Linked DNA regions of Homo sapiens: region 2 is linked to region 1. A link is a contact called in ENCODE Hi-C or POLR2A ChIA-PET data. All regions are on one chromosome and are shown on one strand. Each heading gives the region's core, a stretch centred on a gene start or an enhancer-like site at or near the end of the contact. The rest is flanking DNA. Distances are from core to core; before and after follow the strand shown. Region 1 has its middle 110 kb from the start of ENPEP. Region 2 holds the start of ENPEP (glutamyl aminopeptidase).

What was found. Hi-C counts contacts between places; a loop is a spot of excess contacts on that map. ChIA-PET counts read pairs that join two places held with the same protein, here RNA polymerase II (POLR2A). Pooled maps may share reads with other maps.
Region 2: a loop to region 1 is called in a map of left cardiac atrium, with 2.3 times the contacts of the local background. The contact joins the promoter of ENPEP here to the enhancer-like site in region 1. A Hi-C loop is called at or near these places in 7 of 168 maps with a recorded cell type or tissue (heart left ventricle, heart right ventricle and left cardiac atrium) and 3 of 50 pooled maps. POLR2A ChIA-PET finds 5 or more read pairs at or near these places in 1 of 52 experiments (IMR-90).

Annotation. Positions count from the first base shown.
Region 1 is chr4:110,360,466-110,363,963 of GRCh38, forward strand. No RefSeq gene overlaps it. Among named protein-coding and RNA genes, the nearest start is that of ENPEP, 110 kb to the right of the region's middle. Within about 2 kb of position 1,611, at least 2 of the 41 ENCODE cell types and tissues checked have a DNase peak (open chromatin) inside an H3K27ac peak, as active enhancers do.
Region 2 is chr4:110,474,826-110,478,731 of GRCh38, forward strand. It overlaps ENPEP (glutamyl aminopeptidase), which reads left to right and starts at 1,330. Exons shown (of 20, transcript NM_001977.4): 1 at 1,330-2,233. The coding sequence starts at 1,590.

The DNA of each region.
Region 1 (3,498 bases), core at 361-2,860:
TTATCAACTTTTTTTTTTTTTTTAGAGACAGGGTCTTGCTCCTGTCACCCAGGCTGGAGTGCAGTTGCATGATCATAACTCACTACACACTCGAACTCCTGGGCTCAAGTGATCCTTCCGCCTAAGCTTCCCAAGTAGCTAGGACTAAAGGAGTGTGCCACCACATGTGGCTTGTTTATTAACTTCTTGAGTGATCCCTGTGATTTTAATTGGAAAAGTTCCCTTTGCTTTCTACTCTAAACTTCAGCACACTACACTGATGATGCTTAAACAGCTGCTAGTTTCCACTCTAGAGGAGTCTACTTTTCAGCGATGAGCAGGAGAATGCCAATAAATAGGGCTGAAGCAGGGTTCCTGGAATAAGGTGTGAGACTCAGCTTATCCTTATGGGATGTGTCAGGTGAATCATAGGGCCGTCATGGAACTCCTTGCTCACCTACGCTCCTGAGAGTTTAGAAGATGTCCTCCATATCATTAGTTACAGGACCTATCTGTATATAATTACTTCCTGGTTTTGACGTAGATGACCCAAATGACCAAAATCTTCTGTCATGATCAGGCCGTCTTCCAGTGTTTTAGTCAGTTTTGCTGATAGGCGATATTTAGATAAGCCTTTTAAAACCAGTCATCTTATCTAAACTTTTAAGCTCTGTGCTACCTAAATATATGTCCAGCCCATCCCTTGTGTTAGTTTACTACTGGGCAAATATTCATAAAACAATGAAAAAGAGTTCTATATTGTACTATTGAAAACCATACTTGAAGCTAACCCCATATCCTTGATTACCCATTCCGCTGTCCTGATGGATCTCTTCCCTATCTTCCCTTTAGTTACCAGAAAAGTCCCCTAGAGTAATGGTTTTCAACTGGAGGGAATTTTGCCATCAGGGGACATTTGGCAATGTCTGGAGACATTTTTGGTTGCCACAACTTGGAGGATGCTATGGGAATCAGAGACCAGAGATGCTGCTAAACATCCTTCAATACACAGGGCAGCCCCACAACAAAAATGATCCTTCTCAAAATGTCGACAGTGCTGCTGTTGAGAAACTTCACTCTAGATTATGGGGGATGTTAATATCATGGGGGATCACAATAAGGACATCTCTTGTTTACACTTATCAAATTTAATTTTATTGACATTAAAATAATAAACCTGGTATTTATAAATAGGTAGAGGAAAACACACTGTCTTAACAGAAATGATAAAGATAAATTATAAAGCACAACTTCGTGCTAGCCACTCTATTCGGTCCTTTATGTGTATCTTCATCTCATCCTTACAATTCTATGAAAGAAGTATTGCTCTTTTCCCCGTTTTACAGGAAGGTAACTGCAGTTCATAGGTGAATAAATGTGCTTAAGTCCACATGGATACAAAGGAGTAGAGCCAGGATTTGGATCCCAGTATGACTACAAAGTCCACGTTCTTTCCCCTATAGCTTCAGAACGATCTTTTTCCATTTGGAAGGAGAGCACAGAAATAAAATGCTCAAAAATTTCAATCTCATCTTCGATGACTTTTCTTATTTCCTTTCAATTAATTCACTTGACCAGAAATTCCTGTTCCACAGCAAGTCAGGCAGAGCAGCCCATCCCCTGACTCATTTCCACAGTTTGCAGCCTGCTGTCTCCAGCTTGCCTCTCAAGCACAATCCTCCCATGCATGGGAAAGCTGTGGTGCACTGGAGACATCACACTGTTCTTGTGGTTTGTGGCCAAACTCCCTCACTGAGCCTCCCTTTTAACTGTTTCCTGGCTCGTTTGTGAATGATTTTGTGGCCTTTTCCCCCAGAAAATATCAAAGACTACCATTTTGATGTTCCCTGGTGAAGGCAGTGGCCTTTTTTTCAATTTTCTCATTTATCTAATATTGCTGGGATAATGTTTAGCCAAGCCCTACCCACCCCATTTCAGAATATCTGCTTAGCTAGGTCTAAATATGTATATAAAACTTTTGAGTCACTTTAATACTGTACCATAAGGATGTATACTCTTTTACACTATTATAAATATTTCTTCTGGTTTTCTCAGTATGAGCAGCCAGGGCTAATACTTCAGGGAGATCCTTCTCTTCTCCTTAAACTGAAATCATGATTCCTGTGCTGTGGGGCCTTGAAGATGATGAAATGAAGTTCATTAAATTATCTAGCTGTGACCTCCTAAGAACAAAAGATTGACTACTTGGCAAAACAATTTAATTGAAATCCTCATCCACATCTCAAAATAAATTTTACTAAGCTCAGTGATGTATAGAAATAAAACATTCTTTTTTTTTTTTTTTTTTGAGATGGAATTTCATTCTTGTTGCCCAGGCTGGAGTGCAATGGTGCAATATTGGCTCACTGAAACCTCCGCCTCCCGGGTTCAAGTCATTCTCTTGTCTCAGTCTCTCTAGTAGCTGGATTACAGGCAGATGCCATGATGCCCAGCTAATTTTTGTATTTTTAATAGAGACAGGGTTTCACCATGTTGGTCAAGGCTGGTTTCCAACTCCTGACCTCAGGTGATCCACCTGCCGAGACCCCCCCAAAGTGCTGGGATTATAGGCGTGAGCCACCACGTCTGGCCAACATTCTTAATACTAGATGAAAATATGGGTGAGTATTCATTTTATCTCTAGATGAAGAAAGACTTTTATGTACAAAAGCAATGAAAATATTCTCAAAGGAATAGAGCAATCAGTTGAAGAACCAAAGCATAGTAGACCTTTCTTTATAAAAATTAGAAATAAAATTAGAAGTCAGCCATGGAGGTAGAGATTGAAAGGGGGAAGGGGAGGTGTCTGGGTCTAGGATGCTGATAGTGCTGTGTTTGTTGATCTGGGTTTGATTGCATGATAGCTACACTTCTCACTGAGCAGTACACTTATTTTATATTCATACATACCTATATAGTCAATAAAAAGTCAAAGGCAAACAGGTAAAAATATATTTCATGGGTGTGACAGATAAATGTAAAATAATAATGAAATTTTAATAATAAAAAAATTGACCATGGACAATATAAATGACTAATAAACACCAAAAGAGTTTAAAATGTAATTATTTCTAAAAATAAAAGCAATGTATGCATATGATTAAAAACTCAACAATACAGAACAACAGAAGGAAAATTAAGTTTACCTCATTCTTCCTTGACTCAGTCTTGCTCTTCTGGAAGAAATCATTATGAACAGGTTCTTCTTCATTCTTCCAGAAAATTTCTATGTATATTAATAATGGAATTATACTATGGTAATGTTCATATTATTATCCTTCCTGAAAATGTCTATGCATATACATATATATTTAAACCAAATGAAATCATACTGTACTGCATATTCAATTACTTTTTTTTTTAGCTGAACAATGTCTTCTGAAGGTTGTTGCTTATTAGCACATGAAATTCTACCTCAATTTTTTTATGGCTTCAGATTATTTCAGTATATCATGATCTAGTTAAATATTTCTCTATTAATGCACATTTTTTAGGCTGGTTTTTGTTTTTGTTTTGTGA
Region 2 (3,906 bases), core at 80-2,579, 110 kb after region 1:
TTTTTCATAGTTACTTAACCCTTGAATATTTATCCTCCTCAGAGCATGGAAGCAAGCAGTAGAATGCGATCGTTGATATATGGACTTTAATTTTTTTAATTTTATTTATTTATTTATTTATTTTGAGATGGAGTCTTGCTCTGTCACACAGGCTGGAGTACAATGGCACGGTCTCTGCTCACTGCAACCTCCGCCTCCCAGCTTCAAGCAATTCTCCTGCCTCAGCCTCCTGAGTAGCTGGGATTACAGATGTGTTCCACCACGCCTGGCTAATTTTTGTATCTTTAGGAGAGACAGGGTTTCACCACGTTGGCCAGGCTGGTCTCAAACTCCCGACCGCAGGTGATCCACCTGCCTCAGCCTCCCAAAGTGTTGAGATTACAGGCGTGAGCCACCACACCTGGCCAGATATATGGACTTTAGACTCAGACAACGTGGGTTCAAACCCCAGTTCTGCTATTTGCCAGGTGTGTGACCTTGAGCAATAGCTTAACCTCTCTAAATGTCAGTCCATAGCTAAGCTGCCAGTAAATATGAAGTTCATTGAGATTTTTCTTCCTGAGCTTGTCATTCAGAAACAAAATGATAGATTTGCATGGATGATGGATTTCCCAACAGGTCAATTTTCACATCTGGAATCTACTTTAAACGTGCTCTACCACATCAAAGTCTAAGGAAGTCAATCTCACTTGGAGGCACACTGCAGAGACAAGTAGGCCTTCTTCCTTGTCCCTCTGTCCTTTCAGACTTCTCCCCCTCTTGTTCCCTCTCTCTTCTTAAGCTTTCCAGCTCCACTACTGCTTTGGCTAATTTCTTTGGGTTCCCCCTCTCTCATTCACCCAGCACCAGCTGAACTGATTTAGGTTTACCTGGCTATGCTTTCCAAATCTAATTCGACAAATATTTACTGAGTACCTAGGTGGTCCTTGAATCACCCTGAGCACCCAATTCCAGGATATGACTTCTTCAAAGGACAGAATTGGAATGTTTACATAATATGAGGGAAAAAAAATAAAAGAAAACACTTAGCTTCTTTAGCAAGCTATCTGATAAAATAGCTGAAATTCAAGAAGCCCTTTAGTTAGGAGGGAGAGATTGCGAACACAACAGGAAGAAGCCCCAGGCTGAGTGGCAAAGGTTGAGATTTTCTATCGTAAGCACACCTCACCCAAACGCTTGCTCCCTGAAAGCTGCTGACGGAGCTTTGGCGAGGGCTCATCCTCCCGTTGGCTGATAAGCGAAGCCCTGTTTTATATTTAACTCGCTGCAGTGCAGGAGGGGTAGGGGTGGAGATGCGTCGTTTATAAGGGGAGCTGTGACAATCTTCTTGCCAGCCCTCTTCCTCCCACTCGGCTCCTCTTACGGAGTCCTCATTCCACCCCCCTTGTTTCCGCATTCATCCTGAGTGGCTGGTGGGAACGTGAAAAGGGAGAGGAAAAGGCGCAAGAAGCCAGAGAGAGGGGTGTGGGAAAAGCGAAAACAGGCTGCCAAATCAGGGGATTCCTTCCAATTTAAAAAGGAAGTCTGCTGACGTTAGTTAGTTAAATTTAACATCTTTTTATGTGTAACACTTGACTTTGGAAGCAAAAATGAACTTTGCGGAGAGAGAGGGCTCTAAGAGATACTGCATTCAAACGAAACATGTGGCCATTCTCTGTGCGGTGGTGGTGGGTGTAGGATTAATAGTGGGACTTGCCGTGGGCTTGACCAGATCGTGTGACTCCAGCGGGGACGGCGGGCCGGGCACTGCGCCAGCTCCTTCCCACCTGCCTTCTTCCACGGCCAGCCCCTCAGGTCCTCCTGCCCAGGACCAGGACATCTGCCCGGCCAGTGAGGATGAGAGCGGACAGTGGAAAAACTTTCGACTGCCGGACTTCGTCAACCCAGTCCACTACGACCTGCACGTGAAGCCCCTGTTGGAGGAGGACACCTACACGGGCACCGTGAGCATCTCCATCAACCTGAGCGCTCCCACCCGGTACCTGTGGCTGCACCTCCGGGAGACCAGGATCACCCGGCTCCCGGAGCTGAAGAGGCCCTCTGGGGACCAGGTGCAAGTCCGGAGGTGTTTCGAGTACAAAAAGCAGGAGTACGTGGTGGTCGAGGCGGAGGAAGAGCTTACCCCCAGCAGTGGAGATGGCCTGTATCTCCTGACCATGGAGTTCGCCGGCTGGCTGAACGGCTCCCTCGTGGGATTTTATAGAACCACCTACACGGAGAACGGACAAGTCAAGTAAATATTAATTTTTGCTTTACCTCCCTTAAGCTCACATATCTGCTTTCCATTTCTTTTCCTTTCCTTTTCACTTTCCGCTTTTAATTATTTTGTTGGTCTGATATTGATCGGCTCTTGGTTTCAATTCTGGCTGTCCATCTGGGAAGCCAAAATTGTTGCCCTATTGTATTTCCAAACCCTGTCATAAAACTTGAAAGTAGTGAATGAGCTTCGTAGAGTCAAAAGTCAGTGTAAGTCTTTTATTCCATCAGGAGAAATCATAATATACTGCACCCTATCTTGAAGATTTCCATAAATTATCTCAGGTTTGAGAACTGCCTTTGGTAAATTTCACTAGTGATATTCCCAGGCTATGTAGCAATATATATACAGCAATATATATGAACTTTTAAAGTGGTATTACACTAAATTTACGTGAAACATCAGTAAATTTCAGTTATTATTTTGTCCATTTTTTTTTTGTCCAATGTCTCTTTTTTGGAGAAGAGAGACATTGAAAAATCACATGTGATCCACAGAATTGTCTTTGTGTCTTCATCTGGAAAGGAAGACAGGACTGTGTTTTTTTCTGTCTCCGATGGCCAGGACCATGCTTTACACATAGGCTTTCAGGAAATATTCATTGAGTCCACACATCAGTGGCATAGGTAAATTTGGAGGCTTGTTGCTCATGATACAATGTGCAAACATAATGCTAAGCCTTTTACAACATAAAAGATATATTAAGTAGTTAAATACATACAAATATTTGTATACAAATATCTATCTAGATAGATAGGTATTTATTCCACTTTCCCACCTATTTGTCTAGCCTTTGTATTGATCAGTGGCTACTACCAGAGCTATGTTAAAGGCATAAACTCTCTCATTGAACTCCAAAAACTTCCTTCACACTGTGGATGTAGCCCTTGCATCAGGGAGGAAGGCTACACTACACCTTGTGTTGTGTCTGGACTGCTTTGACCTTTGCTGGCTTAGATTCTGAAGAGGTAAATGATTAAGAAAGCTTCTTGTCACAGTTTAGAGATGTGAGTCTTGGGCCAGTCCACCCACAAATATCCCTTTTTTTCTGTTGTTTTAAGCATCTTACAGAGCAAGCAAATTTTTTGGTCAAAATTCTTTCTATTGTTTGTCAGACAGACCCACGGACTAAAACAAAACATTTAAATATTCCTATATTCCTGTGTGGTAAACTGATAAATTGAGTAGAAGTGATAGTTTGAAGAAAATATCTGTAGGGGTCATGCTTATATAGATCTTATATCTTAATACTGCTAGCAAAAAAACACTCTTACCATTTACGTATTTTTTCTGTTCATAAGAATTACATCATTGAAAGCATAAAAATTATCAAAAAGGATAATCAAAATAATCTGTAAAATAATTTCACTGCCCAGTGGTAATCCCTGCTAGCATATTAATGTATATTCTAATGTTTTTCTAGGCAATCAAACCTTTAATTGCATTATATCTGTCTATCTATATGCCTTTTTTACTTAATGTCTTGAGAAGTTCCCCTTATTCTTACATGTTTTCAAGAATCTGTTTTTTGTTCTTTATTGAGACAGGGTCTTGCTATGTTGCCCAGGCTGGTCTTGAACTCCTGGACTCAAGCAATCCTCCTGCCACCACTTCCCAAAGTGCTGGGATTATAGGCATGAGCCACTGCA